Linked DNA regions of Homo sapiens: region 2 is linked to region 1. Evidence: chromatin loops called from intact Hi-C (ENCODE). Cell type or tissue: mammary epithelial cell. All regions are shown on one strand. Each heading gives the region's core, and the rest is flanking DNA. Links, peaks and the distances in the headings are about the cores only. Region 1 overlaps PKP4-AS1 (PKP4 antisense RNA 1). Region 2 has its middle 11 kb from the start of PKP4-AS1.

What was found. Hi-C counts contacts between places; a loop is a spot of excess contacts. Peaks named below come from ENCODE experiments on the same cell type or tissue, not always from the same donor. Only the 100,000 strongest peaks of a DNase experiment are listed, where the experiment ranks them.
Region 2: a loop joins it to region 1, with 2.6 times the contacts of the local background. A loop is called at or near these places in 10 of 110 quality-filtered maps.

Annotation. Positions count from the first base shown.
Region 1 is chr2:158,684,726-158,693,059 of GRCh38, forward strand. All of the region lies in intron 1 of PKP4-AS1 (PKP4 antisense RNA 1), which reads right to left. Among named protein-coding and RNA genes, the nearest start is that of PKP4-AS1, 46 kb to the right of the region's middle. In mammary epithelial cell, for the core only: no CTCF peak of the experiment used is centred there; DNase peaks (open chromatin) are centred at 1,126 and 4,196.
Region 2 is chr2:158,742,156-158,750,489 of GRCh38, forward strand. No RefSeq gene overlaps it. Among named protein-coding and RNA genes, the nearest start is that of PKP4-AS1, 11 kb to the left of the region's middle. RefSeq lists enhancers at 2,653-3,153, 3,154-3,654. In mammary epithelial cell, for the core only: a CTCF peak has its summit at 3,673 (motif pointing left); no DNase peak of the experiment used is centred there; H3K27me3 peaks cover 148 bases.

The sequences.
Region 1 (8,334 bases), core at 5-8,004:
TAGAAGTCAGAATCATGGTTGCCCTAGGTATTGACTAGAGAGCTAAGCGATGGAAATGTTCTGTATCTAGGTTGGGGTGGCAGTTACACAGGGGTATACCTTGATCAAAACTCATCAAAATAGGCTGGGCATGGTGGCTGACACCTGTAATCCCAGCACTTAGGGAGGCCGGATGGGTGGATCACCTGAGGTCCGGAGTTTGAGACCAGCCTGGCCAACATGGCCAAACCCCATCTCTACTAAAAATACAAAAATTAGCTGGGTGTAGTGGCAGATGCCTGTAATCCCAGCTACTCGGGAGGCTGAGGCAGGAGAATTGCTTGAACCTGGGAGGCAGAGGTTGCAGTGAGCCGAGATCACACCATTGCTCTCTAGCCTGGGCAACAAGAGCAAAACTCTCTCAAAACAAACAAACAAACAAAATCAAAATGTACACATAAGATCTTCATTTCATTGTATATACAATTTGCCTCAATAAAAAAAAATTTCTTCAAAAATCAGTAAGGAAATACACAACATTGTCTGAGACTTAGTTTTATGAACTAGAATCAAAATTTTGATTATTAGTCTCCCATGAGTTAAGAAAAATAAACAAAACATAATTCCTTTTTTTTTTTTCCCCATTGAGATGGAGTCTCACTCTGTTGCCCAGGCTGGAGTGCAGTGGCGCAATCTGGGCTTACTGCAGCCTCCAACCTCCCAGGTTCAAGTGATTCTCCTGCCTCAGCATCCTGAGTAGCTGGAATTACTGGTACCTGCCACCAAGTCTGGCTAATTTTTGTATTTTTAGTAGTGACGGGGTTTCGCCATGTTGGCCAGGCTGGTCTCAAACTCCCAACCTCAGGTGATCCGCCTGCCTCGGTCTCCCAAAGTGCTGGGATTACAGGTGTAAGCCACTATGCCTGGCCTAGAAAACATAGTTTCTTACACAAAAGGTTTGAGCACAAAATGCCTTTGTAGTTCTATACACAGCCTACCAAGTTAAGTTTAAACAGAATTCTGGAAAATATACACTTGGAAAGCACTACAGGGGGTGTCCTTTTGGATGAGCTATGATTGTACAGATTCAGGTGTGTGCTGACAAGAAGGTAAGTTAAGAAGCAACACTCAGGCACCTGTCTCAACATGTTGCTGAGAGTGAGAAGTGTGTCACCCCTTTTACCTAACGATCCAAAGAGTTGTGTAAATAAGCACCTCACCCATCTCAGTACTTCCCAAGCCACAGGACGGAGTGTGGGAGCGAAGCCCCTTCATCAAAGCACCAGAAAGATGTCAGCAGAAAAACAAACAGGTCAGTGAAATCAGAGGCAGAGCAGCTAATGGGGTTTTTTTAATGTTACAAATGCAGGGCAGACTTTGAATTCAAAGGAGAACTTTGTGGCAGGTAAAAGGCATCGTTGCTGTGGAGGAACCAAAGTCTTTAATTAGTGTGCAACTGGGAAGGGAGTTAGCGGGCAGCAAAGATAAAAATGATGTTTGGAATTCCATGGGGCAGCTTCCACCGCTGATACACAGCTGCCCTTTGCTGGCCTGTGCCAAGAACTGGACTGGGCCTCAGAGACCATGTGCAGCACGGGCTGCCACCCACACAGAGGAACGCTTCTCAGCTGGGACTCATCAGTTCCGCCACCCTTTAATCAGTCTTGTCTTTGGTCTCCAGCCTTATTCATCCTCGTGATAGCAGTTTGCTGTGCCCCAGCGTAATGGCTTGACTTAACTCTCTGTCCTTATGAATACCCTTATTCAGGACAATCCTTAAAGGCTGCAGACACAAAAAGGAAATTATTAGCGAGCAGATTATGACTTGGATTGTGTCTGTTTTAGTGCCTTTCCCTGTTTTCATGTCAGCAGCTTTGCTGGAAGCAGCTGGCATGTCCCCGAAGTGGCTGTTTGTGCCTATCGCTATTGCCTAATTCTAACGAAATCACTAAAAAGCATTTTGTGCTGTCATAATCGTTTGCATGAGCCATAACTAGCTCTTTCATTATTAAAGCCCCATCCAATGCTTGGGGTAATTTTGATAAAGACTTAATGATATGATGAGCTATTTCACCCTCCATTCACATCCAGTGATTCCAGAGCTGACCAATGCATTGTCTTAGAAAATAAAACACAACTTATGCTGGGTCAAAGGTGTAATTCTGAGATCAGTGGGAACATATCCAATTCTTCCTTCAGAAATCCCTTATAACTATTAACTCACTCCCCAGAAGCCCCCTGAAATGTGCCTTTATTTGCTGGCAATGAAATGTAATGTGTTTGGCTTCCAAGGCCTTGAGGAGCTGCCACCCACTGAGTAATAATCTAATAAAATGACTTCAGGGAGGACGAAACCCCTCTAGGGTCTTTATTTCGGATCTCCAGAGTCAGTGGTTGTGCCAGCACAACCCAGGGCAGCTCTCTCCTTTCCAGAGGTGAGAATGAACCTAGTGAGGTGTGCCCAGTTTCCTGGGGACCAGAGGAAAGGATTCAATCCTCATGGGTTCCAGGTTAGAAATGATGATCACAGGAGGGGTCCTGGCCATCGTAGAAATGGTTGTGTTGTGCTATGAGGGAAGCATTTTGAGCCTTCACAAAAACAAAAACCAGGAGGTTCTATCACTGAATGATGACCTCTGCACTTTTATTTCTTCGGTTCCTATGAAAGTATGCTCCAAGCTGGAGACCTGTGTTGTATTATTCCCATGGCTCCTAGACATGAAAGATAAGTAAGGCTGGATGAAATATGTGTCCACCAAAATCACTGTGATTATGGCTGGCCACAGTGACCAGCAGTCTCCTTCTTGTCTCTCACTGTGGTCAAAAGATAATGGTGTGTTTATTCAGCTTGCAAATGGTGAGGTTCTCATTTTTCATTTTCCTCTCATCTCTGCGTAACCTTTTAATCACTTCTTTGAAAATTAACACTGCTTTGGAAAAGGCTATCAGAGGAGAGGTGGAGTGGTATTGAAATCAGGTCTGTCGATATATAACATCTTAATTGGAGAAAAGCTGATGCTAAACCACCTGAAGCTACAAATATTGTCCTCTGAGGCCACATCAGTGAGTGTGGTGATGATATATCATCACTGAGAAACTGCATTTGGCTGGCAGTAAAAAAAAAAAAAAAAATTCCAAAATTGAGGCTTCAACAAGACAAGTTGTAAGAGGTTTTATTTGTAGTTTTTTCCTCTACCACATAAAGAGATGACCACAGAAAGTCTAATGTCTGTCTTCCTAGTATGGGGTTCCACAAATGCCCTCATGGCATAAAGTAAGCTTTATCCTACTCTTTGGGTAGGACCCTCATCCTCATGGCTTCCTGGCTAGCTGCTGGAGCTCCAACCATCACATCCTCATTCCTCAACAAAGAGAAAGGAGTTGGGAAAGTGGAGCTTGGCAATTGAGTCAAAACCCCTAAAAAAGCTTTCCTTGAATCCCTGCCCATACATCTCATTGGCCATTCCTATCTATAAGAGACACTTGGAAAAGGAATCTTTACCAGGTCCTATTGCCACCTCTACTCATGTAGGTTGTGTTAGTAAGGAAAAGGAGGGGGTGGATAGGAGGAAGTCACTCTCAGTCTCTGCCCAAGATGATAGATGACCTCTGCACTTTTATTTCTTCGGTTCCTATGAATGTATGCTCCAAGCTGGAGACGTGTTGTATTATTCCCATGCTTGGGCAGAAGCCATAGTACCCAGGGCTCCTAGGCATGAAAGATAAGTAAGGTTGGATGAAACTTCTCAAGCTCAAGTTGTCCTAGAGGTAGGAGTCCTCAGCAGTCAGGCTCCATGTCATAGTGTAAAAGTTAACCACGGAAAGCCAGTAACCATCAGCAATCTATGGTCAGAAGCCCCACCCTCCTGGTAGCTTCCAATCTCCATGGGGTAGAGCCATGGGGAGTCCACAGAAGTGCGAAAGTCAAGGGGAGGGATGCCAGGTGCCTCTCCCCACTGCACCAAGAGCAGCCCACTGTGCGCTGCTTTCTATATTCCATGTCCACCTGAGATCATTTTAGCAAAGGTTATATAGCTAAAAACAAAAATAATGATAAACCATGTATGGCCAACACCTGACCTTAAAAAGTAGCTCCCTAGAGACAGCTCTGTGTGCTCCTGACTGGCAAGCCATGTAGGCTGAGGCAGCAGCTGCCTCCCTCAGCCACCCAGATGAGAGTCGCTGCGACTCACTGTATGTCTGTGGCAATCTTCCTTCAATGTTCTGGGCACTGTGGGGTAATCTGGGGCTGACACGTCTGCCATTGCCCCCAAGAATTTGTAACATTCCTGAGTCCATCGGAGCAGTTAGCAGCTACCAAGTCTGGGTTGAGCTGTCAAGGAAAGCCCAATAGAACAAGATGTACTCAAGCTAAACTTTGGGTTAACTTTAAACAAAGGAAATACATGAGAATGGTGGGATGCAGACTACAGAGAAAGCCAGGGAACGTGAGTACAGGAAGAAAGTCAAGAGGAAGAGACAAAAAAACAAAACCAAAACAAAACAAAACAAACAAACAAAAAAACAAGTTTCTCTCAGCGGTTTGGGGTGAAGATGAAAGAAATCTCAGCCTTTTGATCACTCCTAAAAATAATAATAATAATCTTTTGATGAGTATTTGCTAGGATGTAAGATATCAAGGACAGTACTGTATGCTTTAACCACATTATCCCATTTAATCTTCATAACAACCCTAAAACAATGTCCAAGAGAAAACTGTCCTCAGAACTATAAAGTGGCCCAAGGTCACCTCAATTGGGGATTGCCAGATGAATCTGTTGGATTCCAGAGACCCCATTAGCTGTTCCTGCCTCCCTAAGGAAGCAGAACAGCCGTCCCCTCCAGCCTTGATGTTTATGCTAAAGTCAACCCTTGTGACAAACCCTCTCCCAGCCAGGAATCCCCCTCCAGCTTCCTACCAGCTTCCCAGCCAAATTAGGCTCAAATAATACAAATCCATTTTAACGTTGCCTTAGCAAAGATTACTAGGAAAATAGCATGTTGGCGCAAATCAAAGTTGATGCCTTCGAAAAGAAAACTATCAAATGGCCTGTTCACAAAATATGCTCCGAGTCCAGACCTGTGACTAAACACTTCATGGAATCAAAAGAACCCAGAAGAGAGGCCCTCCCCTGTACGGGCCAATCCCACTGCACCTCCCCACCCCTCCAACCTCGCTTAGCCTCAAGGAGCAACTCTGCTGGGCAGGAGCAGGGGCAGGAGGCCAGGCAGTTCAGCTGGGAAAGGGCTGTTGCCTCAAAGGGAGGGAAGGGCCCTACCACCAAAGACCATCTCCAATAAGGACTCACTCATAGCCCTGCAAGTCTATAAAAAGGGAAGCACAGACATTCTGGAAGATGTGGAATGAAACCTTGTATCTTTGTCTTCACTGTTCACTCCTCACTCTTCTTCAGGGGCAAAGGAGGGATCATCTCATGAGACTAGGAGAAACAAAGTAAGCTCAAGGAGCCCAGCTGCCCAGCAAAGGGCCGGAGCATCTGGCCTCCCTCGCAGGGCAGACTATCCTGGCTGGTGCTGCACTGCACGGAGGCCTCAAGTTTTGGTTGGGTGAGTTCAGTTAACCCAGGTATCTATAGAAGACTGATTTTTGTTCTGGTTCAAGCTATAGTTCCCAAATCCACCTCAGGAGTGAGAAAGCTGATAGTGTTCTAATCCACGTGACCCCTGGGTGTATTCCTCTGCAGTTCTGGTCTCAGCCCTAAGGTATGTCTGGGCCTTCAGAAACCCCAGCACATCCAAACTTCTGGACCAAACTGAATCTCAATATGTGAAATAGGACTCTTTCACGGGAGTAGATAAGAAGGGGCTGTCACCAGTGCCTCAGGGCTAACACACACTGAGGGCAGAAGTCCCACCAGGTTAGCCTGGGCCAGCACCCATCACCCCAAGGGACAAAGCTTCAAGCAAGTTCTTTGGAGAACATGGCTGAACCTGAGGTTGAAGTTGGTTTTCCCACTTCTCTCCTCCCTTCCCCAGATGGAACTTCGGACAGCCAAATCCAGTGAGGTGTGAGCTAACCTCCCCACCCAGTCATGTGCTTACACATGGGAACAAAACCCAAGAGGGTGGCCAGCCTTCAGCCCAGTGCCCAGGGATGAAACATGGCCCAAGAAATAACACCACCACCATCAGCTGTCCATGCTTCCACCTCAAGCACTGAGCAAGATCCTCTGGCAAATGACCTCACTGGGAGGTAAAGAGGAAAGCGCTATTGTCAACTCCATTCTTCAGGTGAGGAAACCCAGTAAAGGGAGGTTAGAAAGCCCACCCCAAGTGACAGTGCAGTGTCAGGCTGTCACCTATCAGATCAGCAATGGCCCTCTGCTGGGGAGCACAGGGAAAGAGGGACAGGAGCTCCTCTTGGCAGCCTTGTCTCTTGGGAGAGTAAGCATGGATGCCCTATTCTTTTGTTTGTTTTTTTCTTATACTTTAAGTTCTGGGATTCATGTGCAGAATGTGCAGGTTTGTTACATAGGTATACACGTGCCATAGTTGTTTGCTGCACCCATCAACCTGTCATCTACATTAGGTATTTCTCCTAATGCTATCCCTCCCCTAGCCCCCCACCCCCCGACAGGCCCTGGTGTGTGATGTGTTCTCATTCATTGTTCAACTCCCACTTATAAGTGAGAACATGCGATGTTTGGTTTTCTGTTCTTGTGTTAGTTTGCTGAGAATGATGGTTTATGGACTAGCTCTCATTCCATTCCAACTCCCTGCACTGTGACTGGGTGGGTAAGGCAGGTGAGACCTGCCTTGGGCTTCTCATCTCTTACAGCATCATTGTCCCATCTCCGCGCTGCTCTTCCCCTCCCATCCCCAGTATCCCACATTCTCACGAGATCTAAAAAGCTTCTATTCTATTTCTGCTCTCTACCCAGGCCAGCCCTGGGCTCCAGAATCACCTCTCTCTCCCCTCTGCTACATTGTTCACCATCAGGTTAGGCTGAATGCTTCCTGGCCCACTCCACCCTCCACCAGACCCACCCGGGCACCCCCAGAGTACAGGGCACAGCCAGCCCTCCCTGTTCTCGCACTGGAGCAAGCAGTTGGGCTTGTAGTCATTGAGCAGCTCTCAGGTCTTTGGAGCAGTTCATCCTTTTGCTGAGTAAAGCATTTTCCCAAAGTGCGTTCCTTGGAACATTAGCTCTGCAAGTCATCCCTAAAAAAGTTTATGATCAAATAAGTCTGGAAAATACAGCGTAGTGTATTTCTCTGGGAGATTCACAATACTTCTAATGTTCATATTGAAGGCTCAGAGAAGACTTACAGTAAATATTGGATTCAGAAATCCAGTATCTCTGAAATAAGAGAGTACATAAAAGTTATTTTTCCCTACTCATAGCTGAAGGTGCTTTTTTTTCTTACATAATCTATACATTTATAATTAAAATATATCTTCTTGACTGTAAGGTCCCCTTAAATTCAAAATAGCCTAATTCAAATCCAGACCCATTTGCTCATTCTGTAAATGTCAAGAGTGAGCATATAAAGTGGCCCAGATCCCCTGATGCCACATGATGTGGGGTGCTCTATAGACTCAGTAATGTCAGTAGTTCTCAAATTTTTGGTCTCAGAATTCCTTTACATTCTTAGAAAATACTGAAAAATCCAGCAAACTTTAGTTTATGGGGGTTATTGGAAATTTTAAAACTACCTAATAATACATTTTTAAAAATAAGTTCATTATATGCTAACATAAATTATATATTTTATGAAAAATAACTATTTTTCAAAAAATCAGGAAGCATAATGACAGCATTTTACATGTTTGCAAGTCTCTTTCCTGTCTGGCATAAGAGAAGACAGCTGGATTCTCATACCTGCTTCTGCACTCAAACTGTTGCGACATCACACATCATGTAGCCTCCAGAACACACCAGTCTACACTCATGAGAGAGTAAGAGTGAAAAGGGAAATTGACATGTTAGCATCATGATAATAGTTTTGATCTTGTGGCCTACCCCAAAAAAGAGTCTCTAAGACCCCTGGGGTCCCCATACCACACTTCAAGAACCACTGCTTGGGCTAAGTGACCCAGTGCCTCCTTACTCTGCATACCCATGAGGTGGTGAAGGGATGGATGTGTCTCCGTGGCTCCTGAGATTAACAGGTTCACAACCCGGAATGGGGCCATCTCTCAGAGAACCCTGGGGTGGGGCTACCTAGAAGTCAGCCTGTGCTGTCATCCACTATGGCCCAACCAGGCTGATGCCTTTTTCTGTCCCCTCCCCACCACTTCTCACCATGGTTCCTGGGCCCAGAGGAATAGGGTTCACTTTGCATGATCTTGACTCAGAGGTTTTTAAAGGGCTTTGATGTATAGAATTTCAT
Region 2 (8,334 bases), core at 171-8,170, 58 kb after region 1:
AGGAAAGAATCGGGAGAAGTAACACACAAGACCCCAGAAGTATGCCAACATATAAAACCCCAAGTCAAAAGATCAAACAGGGCATGTAGCCACTCAAGCCATTCCGCCTGGCCCTCTTCCAAGTGTGCCTTACTTCCTTTCATTCCTGCTCTAAAGCTTTTATTTTTTTTTTGAGATGGAGTCTCGCTCTGTCGCCCAGGCTGGAGTGCAGTGGTGCAATCTCGGCTCACTGCAACCTCCGCCTCCCAGGTTCAAGTGATTCTCCTGCCTCAGCCTCCAGAGTAGCTAGGGTTACAGGTGCCCACCACCACACAGGGCTAACTAAAGCTTTTTAATAAACTTTCACTCCTGCTCTAAAACTCCCTCGGTCTCTCCTTCTGTCTTACGCTCCTCAGTCAAATTCTTTCTTCTGAGGAGGAGGCAAGAACTGAGGTTGCTGCAACCTGGTACAGATACAGATATGTTCCACTGCTAGCATTTCCACCAGGGCCAAGACAAAAGTTCTCGAAGGCAGTGTTGTTTCAGCCGTGCTCCTGTTTTGTGCAGCAGCAGGAGTGCAGCTGATGCTAATCCAACAGACTCCAAGGGCTTTCCTGTGTGGGCAACTTCCGCCTCCCCCAAGGCATCTCCTCCAGAGCAATTGCTAAGGGGAGCAGGGAAAGATGATGCTTTTCAGCTGTGACCTTTCTGCTAGGAAATCTCTCAGTTGATCAGTGCCTGATATGTTTAAAGTGATATTTGCAAGAAGGATGACCTTCATTAAATAAGGTCAAGGGCACCATTAGGGGAGGGAGCTGAGAGATGCCAGAAGAGTGACAAAGAGACAAAGACAGAATCACAGCCCTCCCCGGGGTTGTTGACTGAATTCTGAAAGACTGAAAAGTCTCTAAGGCAGCAACCACAGCTTTCCAACATTGAAGGGAGTCGAGTCACCTGCTGGTTTACCAGCAAACTCCCTGGATATGCAATAAATAAAAGCAAAGGGTAAAGGTGAGATCTGGCTGCCCAGGAGCTCAGTTGGCTGAACGCTTAAAAGAGCTAAGGTATTTAATTTAATTCACCTGGTGAAAGGCAGGGATTTCAGCAGTTCTGTCTAGAAGTTTCTCATCCACTCTTAAAAAAAAAAAAAAAGCCAAAAGCCCAAAAGAGTTCCCTAAGGGCCCTGGGAAAAAGCAAGAAATAAATAGGACCATCAACTCTAGCTGCCAATGAATTTTTAAAGTCTGGTTTGCAATTACCTATAAAAACCAGACTATCAGAGCATTCTCAGGTAATATTCGAGGTAAAAGAGTATTCTTGGGGCCTCAGAGGTCTGATTTCTTCAGTTTTGTCTTCATGGTTTCTCCCCTAGGTCCTTTGAAATACCAGCATGGTTCATGCAGAGAAGAAACAGTGTGATAAACAAAAGAGCATGTGTCTGGGGTCAAGGATATCTGTATTTCTAACCCGGCTCTGCCTTTTCCTAGCTAGGTAGTTCTGGGCAAGTTATCAAATTCTCTTAGCCCGAGTTTCATTATCTGCAGAAGGGAATGATCATTTGGTGTTTTGTGGGCTGCAATCCCAGAAAGCCTAAGGCTAAATGCTGAAACAACAAAGGGGTTGACTGGCTGGCATCACTGAGCCCAGAGCACCAGCCATAGCCCCTTCCAGGCCCTCCCGCACCCTTTCTCTGCGAGTTCTTGGCTCTTCTCTCTGCTATGTATTGAGCAGCACAGAAATGGATGAGGTCTTATATCCATACACTAGGAAGTCAGTGGAAAGACACATCTCTAGTAACTCTCTTTTAAGATAAAGCAAACTTCTTTCCCAGAAGCACTTAGCTAACTTCCTCTTGTTTCCTATTGGCCCAAAGAAGTCACACCTCATTTCTCAACAAATTGTTGTGGCAAGGAGATTGGCCTTGAGCTGTGTTCCTCAGCCTGTTGATCACAAAAGACTCCTTTTGGATCAGTGAAGCCCTCCCTTGGAGCTGGGAGTGCAGTCCTCTTACTGGGACAGCCAAGGGCTGGGGAGAGCAGGAGTCATATTTGGGGAGAGGAAATGGATCTCTTGCTTAGATAGGCAGCAATTCCAATTCACAGAAGGTGGTGGGAATTAAATGAGATGTGTGAAAGCACTTAGCCCAGCCCCTGACACATAGTAAATACAATAAGAGGGAGTAAGAGAGAGTAAATACAGTAAGAGAGAGGAAGGCAGAAGGTGGGGAAGAATACCACAGATGAAGTGAAACCAGAAATGAATCACTCACATATCTGGGGGGCTACAGCTTAGAGAGCGTGCTTCTAGTTACCTTGAAATCTATTCCAATAGCTAACCCACCACCACCACACTAGTGCTCAACCCCACTCCCCACCCCAAATGCAAACATTTCATGTATTAGGGTCAAGACCATCCTCAGGATGCTTCTAAACTCTGGAGTAGAAATCAGAAGACCACTTACTGGCTGGAAGACACAATTCGTCTGAGCCTTAATTTCCCCCCATTGATTTGCTCTTAATTTCCACCTTTGTAAGTGGCCTTATATCGTTCCCATAGATGCCCAAAATGCCACAATACTGTCCAGCAGAACTTTCTGCAAGGATGGAAATGGTTTTTGTGCTGTCCAGTATGGTAGCCACTGGCCAAATGTGGCTACTGAGCACTTGAAACATGGCTAGTTCAACTTAGGAGTTGAATTTTTTGTTTTAGCTACTTTTAATTTAAATAGCCACATATGGCCAGTGGCTACCATAATGGGTAGTGTAGCTCCAGACTGTACCCTCCTGAAGCCTGAGACAGAAGTTTCTGCTTCCTCTGCACCTCACCACTGCCTTGAGTCAAGCATGGGGCCCTTGGAGGGCCTCCCGTAAATGCATGTCACCAACTAGCTAAGTGCTCCCAGTTTGCACAGAATCATGAATAGACCTGCTCAGCATAGGTGAAGTGACTGAGCCCTTGTGGTGTAATGGAGAAAAACAGAACTAACCTGGGCACTGAGAGTGAGCGCCGCCTGCTCCACTCTCTGCAGCAATGGATTGCCGCACTCTCCAGGCCATGTCAGTCTGTCCTCACAGGGCTTTGCATGTGTGCGTGTTGGTTGTGTGTTGCATGAGAATGGCCCTGGGAGGGTGAGAGGAGCTGCCTGCTCCTCCAGCCCTGCCTCCCCAGTGGCTGGCCTCTGTCCTGTCTGCTGCTCACTTGAGGCACTTGCTGAGATGATACAGGCTTGAAAAGAGGAGGGGGGAAAAACACACTCCTAGAGCTGAGGGCCTGAATGCATTCTCTCCTGACGGCTGAGAGATCACCCCTTCCACCACTGCGTTCAGCCAGCGCCCCCACTGACACCCTCCCGGGAGTAACAATAGGCCTTTTCTTCTCCGAGCACTGAATGTTTCCATTGGCGCACTTCACCTCCCTCCTGGCGGGAAAGGCCACAGCTGATGGCTCCGCGGCATCCTCAGGGAGCTGTGATGCCTTCCCCCCATTGTCATCAAGATGATCAAAGCTCTGCCATCTTTAAATCGACTCCAGGAGGTTCATATTTAGGGCTTGCCTTCAGCTGGGGCAGGGAGTAGCATCCTTACAAAAATCCCCTGCTTCTGAACTGAGCCATGAAGCTTGATTCACTGACAAAAATCTCATCCTCTTCTCAGGTATTTATCACGGTCTGTGCACCACCTAGAGGCCGCTGTCTTAAACTCTTTCCAGTAAGCAACCTGTCTCCTTCCCTCACCAACAGAAAGACCCCAGAAATGCTGTGTTTCCTGAGTAGACTCCACTGTGCTTCTACTTTCTCAAAGTTGGCTTTCTGTGATCCCACGCACCTCTCACGGAGTCCTTAGACTGAAGCAGACCTGCTCAACCAGGACAGCTTTCTAACACTTTCTAGCCTCTGTCAAAAGAAAAAAACTTTTCGGTTTGTCTTCAGAAGTAAGAAAGGTACCTAGGAAAGATGAGCTGAGCCTTCCTGCTGATGTCCAAACCCACGCGAGCTCTCAGTGCTAGGAGATGCTTGCAGCTGCCTGACGGGCACTCCTGGCTGGGTCTTCCCATATGGGGCTCATTCTCCCAGGACTGGAGATCCTGTCCACTTCACCCTCCCTCCCATGACCATGTCGCTGCCACACAACACAGATTAGGAGCTGTCCCCAGGGGATGACACCATTTTGGGGGAATTGATATCAAATATGTTATTGTTGTCATTGTTTGCTCTGGTTTATTGTGGCAAAATATATATATATATAACATAACATTTACCCTTTAGCTTTTTTTTTAATTGAATGATTCAGTGCTGTGCAACTGTCACCCCCATCCATTTCCAGTACATTTTCATCATTCCAAACAAAAACTCCATGCCCATTAAACAATAACTCCTCCTTCTTCCTTCCCCTCAGCTTCTGGTAACCTCTACCCTACTTTCTGTCTCTGTGACTTTGCCTATTCTGGGTACCCCCTATAAGTGGAATCATACAATATTTGTATGGCTGTGTCTGTGAAAACTGCTGCGGTCTACAGGAAAGGCAGAGCCAAGTTCAAACTTCTCAAAACAAACAAGGAAGAGTCCATTGTTTGGGAGCTTGGGCAAATCAAGCCTCAGCTGGTGTTTACTATCTCCATTTTGAAGTGATCTGAAGAAAGCTCCACTGCAGAGCTGCGGGTAACTAGAGGATCTGACCCTGGAGGTTTGAGGGCAGGCAGGAGGCAGCTCTGAGTGTCTGGACGTGTCGGCGTGGAAGTTTCTGGATTTGCGTGTCTGGATATAACCTCAGGATTCAAGGGGGAGTGATGTCTACACTTCTTTCTTCCTGCATTTGACAGAGAACTGATGATGTACTTTACAGTCATTTTCTTATTACACTAACAGAACGGACCCTTTTGTAATATAAATGGCTATTACTATTTGTGTAGGTTTCAATTATTTTTATATTATGAAACTACAATTCTGTAAATGCTGCATCCCAGGGAGAAAGGGATTGGAGCACCAGAGTGAGTCATTGTAACAGTGACAATTAACATTTATACAGCATTTAAAGGTTGATAAAGCAGCTTTCATAACCGTGATCTCATTTCTTATAATAAGCAGAGAATATAAAAAAGTAGGAAGAGTTTATAAGAGACACCCAGAAAAGATGCATCATTTATTGGTTTCAAGAAAATAATGATCATCTCAGATCTGCAAATGGGATTTAAACCTTAGATATCTCCTTGGCTGAAAAGAGGGACTCAGTAGGAGTTCCCTGCCCCCACCCACTCCCACCAGGAACAAGAAAACTGCATATGAGAGAAAAGCATATTTGACTAGGAATTATAGGAAATTTGAGATGTTCAGGACACACCCTCCTAAAGCTGACCTCTAAGCCAAGCTTTCTCAGTCCGTAAGTAGGAAACATTGGGTTGATTAATAGTATTTCTTTGCAGGACTTCTCAGATCCTTTAATATGCTAATGTGCATTTTGACTTCCCAGAGTGAGACTAGAGTATACAGTGCTTCCCACACATAGTTGATAATGGAATCGTGTTTGAGATTAATGTTCCTAAGGACACACTTTGGGAAGTGCAGACTAAAATGGGTGGGTCCCTGAACCCAGGAGAAACCAGGACCACCAAAACGTGGATACAAAGAGCTTTCCAGAGAGGTAAAGGAGGCTGATGATCTAAGCAGAATGGTCTGAAGCTCAGAAAAAAATGGAACCAGCAGAGGCTTACTCCTGGAGTGGGTACAGGGCAAGTCTGAGAGCAGAACGTCCAGCCGCAGAGCTTCTGTGGTGGCCTGGCCCGCTTGAGTGTGGTCAGGGCAGCATCTTTCCTTCCATCTTCACCAGGTTGGCAGCAATTGGGTCAGGAAAGACCCATGTCCCCGAAGTTCACAGAGAGTCTCTCAAACTGTTCACACCCCCCATACGGGAATGCAAGGAACCTCAAATCATTTAGTCCTATGGAAACTGCACTTAAAAGGAGTCACCAATCCAGATTTGGGAACCCCTCCATCATACTTTTTGGATGACATGTTTGTTTGAATGGGATTTAATTTTTATCATATGTTATAAACGTTATTGAAACTTTGCTTCCCAAGCCCTTTAAATCAGAATCCTAGTAATAGCTGTCACTTTGAGCTGCTTTCTGGGTGCCAAACACTGTGCTAAGCACTCTGCATCTACATCATTATCAGACTCTCACAAGCCTTTGCGGGAGTCTTGATTACTTTCTTTATTTCACAGATGAGGAAACTGTGTCTTAGAAATGTTAGGTGTCTTGTCATTGATCACACAGTTAGTAGGTGATAGAGCCCAGATGCTTACTCAAGTAATCTGGCATTAGAGGCTCCACGGTTAACCATGAGGCTTTACTGCCTCAACATATGTGGAAAAGAGGACAGGCTGCCCCACCTCCATGTTCATTGTCTCTGGCAACCCTTCCAAGAGAATCTCAGTTTATTCCAGGAAGCCAAGTCTGTATTTCTCAGCCTGCCTTTCAGCTAGGTACGCTCAATGAAGCAGAAGTTGTCAGGTGTAGCTTCTGGGATGGCTACTTTAAAAAGCTACCCTGCTTCAAGACACACCTTGTTGACCTTTTTTCTGCATCCTTTTGCCTAACACCTGGATGTGATGGCTGGTGTGTCAGCAGCCATCCTGAACCCAAAGCAGGTGACGTACCTCACCTGCTAAGGATGGCAAAGCAGGAAGGTAGAAGTCTGGGTTCCTAACAGTCATGGAACCCACATGCCAGCTATGGACTGCATACCTCTAGAGAGAAACTAGCTTTATTGTATTTAAACCACCTTTATTTGGGTTTTCTATTCTATGCAGATGAAGCTAATACTAACAGATACACAAGCCCATATTTCAAATTGTGCTTCCTGGTCTTTATTTCCAACTGCCTGCCCCATCAATGAATAGTTTCCTCCATTAAGCTCTGTTTCTCTTCCACAACCCATTCCCCGGGGATGCATGTTCCCTGCCTCTGTGACTCAAGTCTGAAGTCCCAGTTTTCCACATCCACCCAGCCTCTGCCTTTCTAGATCTTACAATTAATACCGTAACCAGACAGCTGGGCCCTGTATTCTTTTCAGCATCATTCAAAATAGCAATAGGAATGTTTTATACCAACAGCTGTTGAGGGAGAAGCATGGTTTGGTGTAAAAAGCACTTGACCTGGTAGAAAAATAAGGGGGTGACTCTATCCTTTGTAAGCTGCAATGATGTAAAGAATCAGTAGGTGATGTCTTCCTCAACATGGGTCTGAGACCCCCTGACTCAGCAGTAATGACTTTTCCATTTTATAGAAAGCAGATGGGATTTTAATGGACTGTGACTATTGTCTATTTTCTTTAAGCAACATACACCAAGATCTATGCACTCTTACAGGTGATAGTATGCATAGCTGCAAAAAGAAAGGTAATATTTACAACTTCCTACTTAAACCCTTTCCTTTAGAAATCAGACTTCTTTCCTCCCCCTCCCACCCCCCAAAAATAAATAAATAAATAAATGAAGGAGACATGGATCCTTCTGTTTTCTAGATGACATAAGAGAGTCATGATTGAACAGCACCACAATGCCACCTTTTTTGCCCTAAAGAAAACAATAAAATGGAGCACTTCTGGATATAATAAGCATTCCTTCCACTCTTGGGGAAGGAAAAGGGGGTAGAGTTTGGGCAGAGCAATGGAGGACTCCTTGGGTAGCTGGCAAATTTCTGTCTTCCAACACAGATATTCGTTACAAGAATTTTGGCCTTATTTAGAATCCACTTGTTTTATGCCATATTCTGTATCTGTGTTTTATTTAACACAAAAGGTTAAAAGGAGGGGAGAGATCACATCTTCCCACTGGAAATGTCTCTTAGTCATGTTCCTTTGTAGATAGCAAAGGGATTTTTTTCTACCATCCATCCCCATCAGCAAGGAAGCAATGCTAGCTCCCAAAAATGGAAAGATCCCATTTCTGCAGGTGGAGACGTGACAATAAGACAATATCAATTGCTCACATTTCCCTGAGTACCTACTCCAGCTAGTTACAATTGAAGAAGCAGTGTGTGTGTGTGTGTGTGTGTGTGTGTGTGTGTGTGTGTGTTCTAATCTTTTAGCAACCCCTTGAGACAGGTACTTTCATCATCCTCATTTTACAGATGGAGAGACTGAGGCACAGAGTGGTAGATCAACTTGCAGTTAGTGAGTTCTGAGGTCAGAATTGAAATACAGGCAGTCTGGGTTTTGCTTCCAATCCATTTGACTGGGAGGGTGGGAGGGGACCTGCTAGAGTGGCCAACTGTCTCAGTGTGCCCAGGACTTTGGGGTTTCCTGGGACATGGGACTTTCACTGTGAAAACTGGGCAAGTCCCAGGTAAACTGTAACA